2 separate regions of the Homo sapiens genome follow, and region 1 is linked to region 2. The links are chromatin contacts, found by Hi-C or POLR2A ChIA-PET in ENCODE. All regions are on one chromosome and are shown on one strand. The core of a region is the stretch at or near the end of the contact, and the rest is flanking DNA. Distances in the headings are between cores, read along the strand shown.

Region 1 (6,009 bases), core at 2,818-5,317, 2.2 Mb before region 2:
TCTCCTGAAAATTATGAGCCCTAGGTGTTAATGAAATCTCGGTTATGAAAGGAAGGTGTATTGGTTCATTAACTCATCCATCCATTCATTCATTCAGTAAATGTTTTGAATACCTACTTACCATGTGACAGGAGCTAAGGGAATGAGAATGCATCCCAAGGTACAAGAGGAGACACAACTCCTGTCCTAAAAAAGCCTATAAGCTAGTTGTGATGCACCCACAGCCACGTAAATAAACATATATTTCCAAATGAGTTGACCATGAAGTAGACTTGGGAAGCAATGGGGAGCCCAGCCTTTTACCAGAGCCAGTGGATCCAAGCCCCATGGATGTGATACGCATTCAATTTCCCTCCAGGATTATCTAGGTAACAATTACTTTTGTACCTGATGCTGATGAGAGAAGGACTCATAGTGCTTACCCCATCCTGGGTTCATCCCATCTGTTTTGGCTTAGCTCTCTGCAGGCTGCTCTGCCCTCTGACAGTATCAGGGAAGGGGCCAACAAGCCACTCTATCAATATCCCTGGGCTGATGGGCCAGTGAACTTTGGAAAACAGTCTTTCTACTGATCTGTGCCTGTGAGTAAACATAGCAACCGAACCCATAATGTTTTTAGAAGACGAAGACCACCAAATTCCCTCGTGTGCAAGCCTGGCAGCCTACTGGCCATGAGAGTCCCATCACTGGGATCTGAATCATGAAAGCAACATGACTGTCCTCCAAAAGGACAGAATAATGACCTTATGGGACAGCTGTGGTCCTTTCCACCCCCAATCCCAGGTGGCACCCACTGTGATGCCCTGCACACAAGGGACAAAAGTGGAGTTCATTGCCTTGGTACTCTAAATAGACAGCATTGGGGAGGGAGTTGTGGAGAATGTGTGTGTGACTGTATGTGACATGATGTGTGTCCCTTCTGTCCAGGGGTCTCAGGCAGGACTGACCCCCACCTCTGATGCATTCTGGGCCTGGTCCAAAGAAGTTTCAGGTTTGGATCCAACAAACGTTTACTGAGTCCCTACAAAGTTCCAAGCCTTTTACTTTATACTTTGACACATTTTTATATCATTTTATCTTTAACAATAACCCTTTAAGGTAGGAATTATCTGCATTTTACAGATGATAAAACAATCGCAAAGAGGTTCATTGATTTGCTCAAGTATATCATACAGCTTTTTTTTTTCTTTTTTTTTTTTTTTTTTTAACACACACACACTATACTCTTAGCTGAGGCCTGTCTGCGTTGGTTGCTTATCTTACAGCATTTCTTGTCTTCTCTACTTTTGGAGCGACGGCTCCCCTTTTACAAGCCCCCTTATTTCCTCTCCTTTCACTAGCCCAGGTGGGCTTTTCTTGTTTTAATACTGCATTTAATAGCACAAAAAATCACGAATACAAAGAAACTGGCAAAGGTGTTTGTCAATGATATCCCTGCCTCCTCCACTTTTCTGCTTTCATACCCATATATGTAATGGGCTACATTTTTTAGAAACTTTTCTTTTTCCCCCCAAACATATAACTGTTATGTGATTGGTCAATTGAAGCTGAAACACCCATGGAGAAAGATGTTTTACGGTTACAAGGGCACACTCCCCCCCCACCACCCCCCTCCCCCCCACACTTTCCCACACAATCTTTTGGAGGAATATAGGATATGTACCAGTGTCAGCATTTTCCTGCTCCTGCCTTCCTCACCCAGAGTGTTTCTACCATTTAATTTCCCTTTCATCAACTGCTTAGACTAGAGCCTCTTCTCCCTCCCCTTCTATTTCTCTTCCAATCAGGACCTTTTGGACACTGGGTACTGTTCAATTCTTACTCTGTCAGGCCCATGGGCCATGGTCAAGTAGGTCCTTTAGATCTCGATGCCAGTTGTAGTATTGGTGTCGTCATCTTCCATTGCAGGTAGGTCTGTGTGTCACTTCAGTAGGCTTGTGTGTTCATTTCTTTCACTTTTTCTGACTCATGTTCTAGCACCTGTTTGTGATAGAACAGTAAATACCCTTCACTGTCCAGTACGTCCTTAATACTGGCCTTAGTGATGACGGCATCATCACACTTGAACCACTGGTCCTTGTGGTGCCGGATGAAGCTGGTATAGTGGCCACTCTCCAAGGTTCCTTGGTGATTAACCACAGCAAACAAGGAATACTTATTTTCGTTGTTTCCACTATTGGTTGGCAGCTGCAATTGTCCATTCATTCTGCTCTCTTTACTTGAGGCCATAAACGGCGTCATATCCAGCTCCAGAGGAAAGGAAATGTATGTAGTGATCTTGCGCCTCTGTTTCGCTGAATGTTCAAACCGTTTGAAATGAAAACAGGCAACGACAGGTAATTTATTCATTGTGAGCTGTTTGGTAGATTCCTGGTAGCTTTGGCAACTACCACATTTGATTTTGGCACTGCTTCCTAAGTGCTCTGGCCTCGTAAACCTCCGCAAGCAGTCCGTGAGGGTGGTGATTCCTGGTATGTGGCTTTCCCCGTTCACACTGCTCTCCCTCCCTGGGCTCATGGGCCAGAAGGAGGTGCAAGAGCCAGGCAAGTCCAAACTAATGTCCCAGCATGGGTCTATCGTGGTGGAGACGCCATGGCAGGCTTGACAGGTGACATCAGACTGCAGGCCACCTGTGAAGATTTGGTCTATGATGCAGTTACAGTGGTTGGGATTGTTGGCCGCCTTCCCGACATCATCACCTTTGCAGTGCCTGTGCAGGACATCTAACGCTGCAATGAGGAACTCGTGGGCATCCTGTTGCCTGTACCCTGCTAAATGGCGGGCATGTATCCACACCAGGTGCAGTAACTTATAGGGCACATGAGGAGACGGGTTTCCAGAATACAACTCCCGAAACAGCGACGACATCTCACAGACCAGACACAACTCGGGACTCGGCATCTCACATCGGTGCCTGTCAGAGAGAAAGAAATCTCTCAGTATCGGCGTGTGGGTGAGGGCCTGGACAATGCAGTTCATAAAGCACGTGTTGCCAAGATTGATGAGTCCTCTTAAACCGATCGTAAAGCTGGAGGTGATTCTTCTTCTCCTCGGGTTGTGCCCCAGCAGTTCTAATTCTGGTTTGGTTGTTTCCCAGGTTGGGAATTTCTCACCAAGGCCTGGCACTGAACACTGCTGGTGAGAAACCTCTGTTGAGGTGGAGGCTTGTAATTTCAAAGCTTCTCCTTGCTCTTCTTTGGCAATTTGCTCAATGTCTTTGTCATATACATAGTCCTTACACATAAAGCAGTATATACCTCCGTAATACAGGTCTACTGCTAAGTTGTGTTGTTTCGTCTCTGCGTGCTCGTGAATGTGTTTCTCCGTGAAGCAGCCAAAGAAGACACAGGAAAGGCAAGAGTGGAGTCTGTTCAGATGGGTGCCACACACATGGCAGATGCAGGACTTTGCCTTGCTTTTCCTGGTCTCTGGGGTTCCACACCACACGAAGCACTGGTAGATAACCCGCAGTTCCTGCCTCCAGTTCTCTCCCACCTTAAAGCTGTTCACGTGAGAACAGCCTGGTGGCCCCACGGCAAAATCCACATCCAGGCATCCGCCCCCAGGGCCGCGCCGGGGCCGGGGCCGGGGCGGGGGCCGGGGCCTAGGCTGCGGCGGGGTACGGAGCCGGGTCTGGGGCCGGGGCCGGGGTCGGCGGCGCGGCGCACGACTGCGACGCGGAGAGGGATCGGGGGGCCGCGGTGGATCGGAGGGAAGGGTGGGGGGAGGAACCTCGTCGCTGTTGCCGCCACCGCCGCTCCGCGCTGGGTTCTCATCCTCCAGCTCCTGCTTCGGCTCCTGCTCCGCCTCCCGGACCGGCTCGGGTTCGGGCTCCAGCTTGAGCTCAGCCCGGCGGCCCGGACCCTCCGCCGTCTCCACCTTCCCAGCGGCGTCCACCTTCCCCGCCGTCTCCACCTTCTCGGTGGCGTCCACCTTCCCCGCCGCCTCCGCCTTCCCCGCCGCCTCCGCCTTCCCCTCCACCTTCGCCTCCGCCTCCACCTTCCTCTCCGCCTTCTCCGCCGTCTCCGCCTCCTCTACCTCCTCCGCCTCCACTGGCGGCGGCTCCTCCCCCTGCTCGCAGGGCTCGGGCGGCCACTGGGCGTGGCGGCGCGGGGGCCACGCAGACCTGGGGTGTCCCCCGCCCGGCCTGAGGGAGCGCGGTGGCTGTGGCAGCTGGACCCAAAAGGGACTTTCACTGAAGGAGGCGGCGGCGGAAGCAGGCGACGCCCCCGGGAATCCTCCCGCCGAAGCCCCCTAGTGGAGGCTGCTTCTGCAGCCAGGCCCCGTTTCCTTTAATTCAGTATTTTCCAAACTTGCTTGTTCACGAGAATCACGTGGGGAGCGTGTTAAAATTACAGATTCCTTGGCTCCACCCGCAGGCCTACTGAATCAGAATCTCGAAGGGAGGTACTCCGGAACCTGTATCTCTAACTAGGGCCCCAGAGGCTGCTTATGATCAGGCAAGTTTGGGAAACACAGCTCTAATTCATTGAGGCTGGCGGGAAGGGGGGCGGGGACCGCGCAGTCTCTTTAAGGCGCTTCCAGCTCTCGGCTCCAATCGCTGCTCTGACCCCCTTCATCGTCTCCTCCCCTCTCCTCGTCCTTCCCCTCGTCTATGCAGGCTTCCCTCGGCCACTGCGGGGCTGGGGGCCGAGCGGGTGCCAAGTCCAGAAATGTTTCTGAGGCTGTGAAATGTCCCCTCTGAGGGGGGTCCTAGGGAGCGCAGGCAGAAGCCGTGACAGGCCATCATTTCGGCGGCCGAGCCTGCCTCTAGCCTCGTCCCTGTCTCCCTTCCCACGCCAGGTCCTGCGCTTCCCGAAAAGGATGAAGCTCCAGCTGCAGTTCTGGGGAGGCCTGGACCCCAGCTCCGGGGGGGCCGGGCTACCAAGGCCGCTGGGCCTGGAGAGGCGCGTCCCTGGCCCATCTTATCAGCGCTCTGCAGGGTCTGGGCCTGCTGCTCGCGTCCTCCTGGGCTCCCAAGGCCACGGGTGGGTTAATGGCTTGACAGCCGGCCTCCTGGCCCAGCAGACGCTGAGCAGCCCGATGGCACAATCCACCTCTTCTCTCCAAGGCCAGCTGGAGGGACGAGGCACGACAAGGCCATCCCTACAGCTGGCACTTCCCCTACAGCTGAGAGGGGGCCTAAACTACAGGACACACTCCCAAGACCCTTAAGCCCTGGCAGCATCCCGGGGGAGGGGGGCAGCAGGTGGAAGTGGAAAGAAGCCTGTGGAGCTGCCAGCAGGGAGAGGGAGTCGGACATGAGGCTGAGAGGCCTCTGGGAACCCCTGTGCCAAGGGGCTGCTGGCACTGGGCAGCAGCACCCCAGAGCCCACGAGGAGTGTGCCCAGAGCAAGTGGCTCAGACCTGGGTCATGGCTCGAGGGTGTCGGGCTGTAGCTGCTGGTCCCAGAGAGTGCAGCCCAGGGCAGGCATCAGGACAGGAGTAGGAGGAGAAAGAGTGTTCTAGGAAGAGTCTAGTCCCCTAATCCTGGTGGTGGCTGGCTGTAGCCTAGTGCACGCTGTCTGGCTTGTGTGGCTGTGCTGCCTGAGTATACATACCCTAGCAACATTCTCCTTGCTCAGCACTGGACATCAGCTCTCCACCTGGCCCCTTCCTCTAGGGAGGGGATGGGGAGGCCTCCTAGGGTTAGCAGCAGGAGTTGGGCCTCAGGAATCAGGAGCCCTTGAAAGGAGGATGCGTGGTTCCCATAAAACTGAGGGTTGCCCTGGGCCCTACCCTTCCTGAGTCAGCTCTTGCTTCAATTCCTTGAAGCACCCCAGCATCCTTTCAATAAATGCCTGCCCTTTGTGGCCTGCAACCAGAGGAACTGCAACTAGCACACTCACTGAAGGAATCCTGCTGCTGCTGCTGCTGCTAAAAACAACCGAGGTCATGGATGAGGGGGTGGAGGATACTCTCATCCCACCTCCAGACTGACAACAAAAAGACCTAAAGATCTCTGTGTACCTGGGACTGTCTACCATTGAAGATTAGCCATGGTAACTT
Region 2 (5,145 bases), core at 2,282-4,781:
CTAGCATTTGGTGAACTCTGTATTTTTCTCCCTTTTAAAGTGTTGAACTCATAGGTTTTCATAAGGTAAGCTTACACCATTAACTAATTTTGTTCTCTTTTTTGATGTTAAAATTGTCCCTTAGGAGCTGATCAGGTTCATTCTTCTGTTCTTTAAGCATTACCCCCAGAATATTCTTGAAAGTATTCTTGCTCTCTGGCAACAACACCCATACTTCATTTATTTCCTGTCCCTAAACATACACTCAGCCAACCTCAGGTTCCTTTTAATGGAGTAGTCACTTATTCATTCAACATACGTTGGGTGCCTCCTCTGTGCCACACACTGTTCTGGTCCCTGGGGATAGAGCAGGAAACAAAAAAAAACAAAATCTGCCCTCATACAGCTGACATTCTAGTCAGGGGAGACAAACAATAAACAAATGAATGATGTAGTATGTCAGATGTTGACAGTGCTATGGAGAAAGCATATCATGGAGATCAGAAGCATTACCTGCAATGGAACAGTCATGATTTTAAGAAGAATGGCTGACTGGATGTGAAGTGTGAGAGAGAGGAGCCCAGGTTTTTGGCTGAGCAACTGGAGGGATGGAGTTGCCATTATCTGAGATGGAGAAGTTAGGGGAGGAGTAGATTTGGAGGGGAAGGTCAGGAATTTAGTCTGGAACCTGTTAAGTATGAGGCACTTATTAAACACTGAAGTGGATTTTTAGAAGATGTCATTAAAACTAGTCAAGTTCAGGAGAGAGTTCTGGGCTAGAAATAAAAATGTGGGAGATATTGGTATATACATGGGTTCATACTACTTTTTTTTCCAATTTAACATCCTATCTTATTGCTCTCTGCTTTTCCAACAGTATTTAGTTTCATTTACCCCTCAAACTGACTCCTACATTGACAGCACAATAAAATCCACATTCCTTATTATATTAAGACCCTGTGTGATCTAACCTCTTCCTATCTCTTGGACCTTGTCTTAGGCCACTTTCCCTCCCCACTCAATTTCTAACACTCTGACCTCACTGCTTCTCAAACAGCTCTTTGTTGCCTCTTGTCCTTTTTGTGGAAAAGGCCTTCCTACTGCTTAACCATTAGGCATTCTTCGATTCCTTCTCATTCTTCATTCTTGAGAAAGGCCTTCCTTGACCCTTTATATCAATTAGGATTCTTTTGGGCGAGATCTGATCCAAACTGGCTTAGAGAAAAGGAGTCAACTGACTGGTTCATGTAATTCAACCTCCTTCCTCTGCTGCAACCTTCCCTTGGCTCCCATCTCACTTAAGGTCAAAGCCAGGGTCCTTACCATGGCCTTGTAGGCTTCACACAGTTTGTCTCCCTCATTACCTCTCTGACCTCACCTCTTACATTCCCCCTTCACTTATTCTTCTCCAGCCAGAGTGGCCTCTTTGCTGCACCTCAAACATGCCAGGCACACTCCCACCTCAGTGCCTTTGTGTTTGCTGCCCCTTGTGTGTGGAACACATCCTCCATATAGCCACACTACTCAAAATTCACTGTCTTTAAGTCTTTACTCAAATGCTTCTCCGTGAAGCCATCCCTGAGCCCTCTTTAAAATTGCAGCCCCCCACTCCTGTACTCCTTATTGTCTCTCATTTTTAATTTTTGTTATTGTAGTTAGAACCATCTGACACATAGCTTTTATTCCATTGGTTTTTTGTTATGTCTTTCTTTACAAGAATTTGAAGTCCATCAGGCCGGGAGTTTTGTTTGTTGTGTTTGCTGCTATCTCCCAGTGCCTAAAATTGCCTGGCATACAGTAGGCATTTAATAATCTTTGAATCAGTGAAAACCAGATGGTGGCTTGGCATTTCCACATAGGAATGAGCCAGGTGGAAATCATCCAGGATATAAGTAGATCTTGAAGTGATAAGGAAGGGTCATCATAATCATGTGGGGCCCATTTTGCCCTTTCTTGTTTCTTTTCTCTAGGCTCAGCAACAGCCTCACCAAGGACTCCATGAATATCAAAGCCCATATCCACATGTTGCTAGAGGTGAGAGCAGCTCACCCCACTACCAGACTCTGTGTTTAGGGTGGTGACCTGAAGAAGGAAGAGAGCGAAAGAAGGGAAGGACCATCTTTCCCTCTAAACTGGAGTCAAGGGAGGGAGGTCAGAGCAAGCCTGGGGGCGTAACCCAGACCCAGTCTTTGTTCAATCTCTTCTGTCCTCTTTTTCAGGGGCTTAGAGAACTACAAGGCCTGCAGAATTTCCCAGAGAAGCCTCACCATTGACTTCTTCCCCCCATCCTCAGACATTAAAGAGCCTGAATGCCTTTGAGTCACATGGCCCTTCTTTTTCCCCATAAACCCTGCTAGTTGCCACGGGGGCCTGTTCCTAGGGCACAAAGTTACTGAGAGACCCAGAGATCCAGTCTCTCTGTGGAACCTCCAAAATGCCCCAGCAGTCCTGCCTCCAGCCTGTTGCCTGGCAGTATTTGCCAGTTGACCTTATGCACTGCCCTCTCTTCTGTCATCTTGGCAACCTGGGCCCCCCACCTCACCCTTTCTTCCATTCCTTTTCCTAGACGCCACCCTTTGAATTGCCATAGAGAATGGGCCAATTCATGGTGGAGGTTTGTTCATTCCCACAACAATCAAAGGGCCCTAAGGTTTACGCTTTCACACACCCAATCATTCCCCAGGTACCCCAAATTACACCCAAACCCTAACTCAGCCCTACCTTGTCTTAGCCCCTGCTTGTAAGTGTTCCAGCTTCCAATGGGCACAGACCTGGATCCCGCTCTCCCTAGTCGGGCCCCTATTCTAGGTTGAGTCCAGCCACCGCCAATCAATGCAGAGCCAGGTTCCTCCCCTTTTTAACTCTGGCCGCAGTTCAACCCTGCCCTCTGAAAGCATTTCGTTTCTGCCACTCAATGCTCTTTCGTGTGCCTGACAGCCATCCTGCCCTCCTACCTCCGCTGTGTTCTAAATTCGTCTTTACCCAGCTCTATGGTCTTGTCTAACCGTAGAGCTGCCCTGCCCGCCTACGCGGAGCCCAGTCCGACCCACTCCCGCCGGCTGCTACGCCCATTTCTATACAAGCCCTGCTTCCGCTGAGCAGCATGGCGTGCGACACCGCCCCCTTGGTGTTTTGGCAGGGGTCTAGAAGTCCCTCGTCCGCCAATCAGAGAAAAACAGGGCCACCCACCCCCGTCCTTGGGGGCTGTCTTCCATCAATCCCATGTAAGCCAATCAGTGTGAGGCAGACCCCCGCCCCCCCGACACAGGCCCCGAGCCTTTTCAGTTGCTCACAGTCCGTCAGTCCTTGAGCCAATCGGCGTGGAGCACCGTGAAGGCCGAACGCGCCTCCTCGGGACTCCAGGGGCCGTGAGCGTTCCATCATTTCCCCTTACGCCAATCACGGCACAGCTCTGTAGGGAAGGGCCCGTCCCCCAACCCCTCGAGGCCTTGCGGCCGATTAATAGCGCTTTGGCCAATCAGCGAGCGGCGGGACATTGGGCTCCTCCTCCTCGGGCCCACGTGAGCTGTAGGGAAACGCAGGGGCGGCTTCTAGGTGCTGCCGCCGCCACCGCCACCACCACCTCCACCGCCGCCTCGGAACCCAGGCCTGGGGGGCGGTGGGGCCGCGTATGGAGCCCCCGCCCCCCGGAGCTGCCAACATTGCCAACGCCACCGCCACGCTACACACAGGTGAGCTCTGGGCCTGGAGGGTGGAGGGCCCAGTCCGTGACCCCACGTATCCTTCCCGCCCCCGCGCAGAGGATGTGGCTTGGCCGGTGGCCTGCTGGTGTTCGACTCCCCGCCGCCACCACCACGGCTGGTGGACCTGCGTGTGGCATTGCTCAAGCCCTTCGTCCCTTATAGTGGATCTGACCGTGGCCTAACCTCCCCCTCCCGTTGTATAATGGATCGGTCTGCGTGCTTATGTTTTTCCCCACGCCAACTTAGGGTGGACTCGTCCATAGGCTTTCCCCCTACCCCTACCCCCACCCGCCCCCCACCCACCCCCACTTATAGGGAGCTAGCCTGTGACAGTGTTCAGCCCCCTTAATAGTAGGTGTATCTGAGTGTTTGGATTTCTCCTAGCCTCAACTTTCAGGAGACCCGTCCGTGGCCTTATTTATTCCACCCTTCCTGTACATCGTAGCGAATCAATCCGTGGCGCCGCACTCCTCCGCATCCCTCTTTAACAGTGAGTCTACCTGAGTTTGTATTCCTGCCTCCTCCAGTCCCCCAATGCATCAGTCCATGGCTTTTTTCAAAACCACCCCCCCCCCCCACCACCACCACCACCATTTTATAGTGGATCAGTCTTCATGTTTGGATTCACGTCCCTTTAGCTATCAGTCCATTGCCCTGTCTCCTCTTTTTCGTAGACTGTCGCTCTAGCGCTTGGGGTTCTCTCCTTTTTAATAGTGGGTTAGTTTAGTGCTTTACATCTCCCTATTTTCAGTAGCTCAGTCCATAGCCTTTTCCCTCTCTGCTTTGAATCAGTCTGTGTGATGGCTTTTCTCTCCTCTCACTGTGGTGCAGGAGTCTGTAAGGTTTTCTGCTCCCCTTCCCCTCAGACGATGAGCCTCATCACCCCTCCCTTTGCAGTGGATCTGTTCATTGGCCTTCCTCCCCCACACCCCTGTATGCTTGCACAGTCCCCCGCATACCCTCCCGTGAGTCCAGTGCTTTGTAATTGGGGGAAGATCGGCCGTGTACTTTCAATTTCCTTCTCTTTTTTTTTCCCTTCCCAGAAGAGAACGTGCTGATCCTCTTTTCCTTGTGATGGAGCACTGTACGGCCTTCCCTGTCCTCCACCTCTTAATAGTGGGTCAGCCTGGTCACACTCGTAACCACAAAGACGTTCTGCCTCACTACAATAAGTGAATACATTAGCGCCAGTGATGATAGTAATGCCAATAGGAGCTAGCGTTTATTGAGCACCTGCCGTATATCAGGCAGAGTGTTTCATATGAATGAGTTCCTTTAATCCTCACCACAACCCCATGAGATAGGTAGTGAGGGAATTGGGCCATAGGGAGGTTAAATTCCTTACTCAAAGGTGGCCCAGGAAGTACTCAGGACACAGGATAATTTTTGAGGCTCCCCTCTTAGATCTCATCCCACCCCACGTGAGGCCTCAGTCCTTAAAAACCAAATTAGTTCTCACCTC

Evidence for each region. Hi-C counts contacts between places; a loop is a spot of excess contacts on that map. ChIA-PET counts read pairs that join two places held with the same protein, here RNA polymerase II (POLR2A). Pooled maps may share reads with other maps.
Region 1: a pooled map shows a loop between it and region 2 (6-fold over the local background). The contact joins the promoter of USP27X here to the promoter of ELK1 in region 2. A Hi-C loop is called at or near these places in 1 of 168 maps with a recorded cell type or tissue (B cell) and 5 of 50 pooled maps. POLR2A ChIA-PET finds 5 or more read pairs at or near these places in 1 of 52 experiments (T-cell).

The regions. Positions count from the first base shown.
Region 1 is chrX:49,877,542-49,883,550 of GRCh38, reverse strand. It overlaps USP27X (ubiquitin specific peptidase 27 X-linked), which reads right to left and starts at 4,067. Exons shown (of 1, transcript NM_001145073.3): 1 at 993-4,067. The coding sequence starts at 3,243. The coding sequence ends at 1,927. USP27X-DT (USP27X divergent transcript) reads left to right here and starts at 4,195. Exons shown (of 2, transcript NR_026742.1): 1 at 4,195-4,460; 2 at 4,804-6,009. RefSeq lists silencers at 3,716-3,795, 3,836-4,245.
Region 2 is chrX:47,648,949-47,654,093 of GRCh38, reverse strand. It overlaps ELK1 (ETS transcription factor ELK1), which reads left to right and starts at 3,531. Exons shown (of 7, transcript NM_001114123.3): 1 at 3,531-3,671; 2 at 4,068-4,173. UXT (ubiquitously expressed prefoldin like chaperone) reads left to right here. Exons shown (of 7, transcript NM_004182.4): 6 at 1,950-2,013; 7 at 2,199-2,298. The coding sequence ends at 2,252. RefSeq lists a silencer at 3,347-3,756 and a cis regulatory region at 3,088-4,068.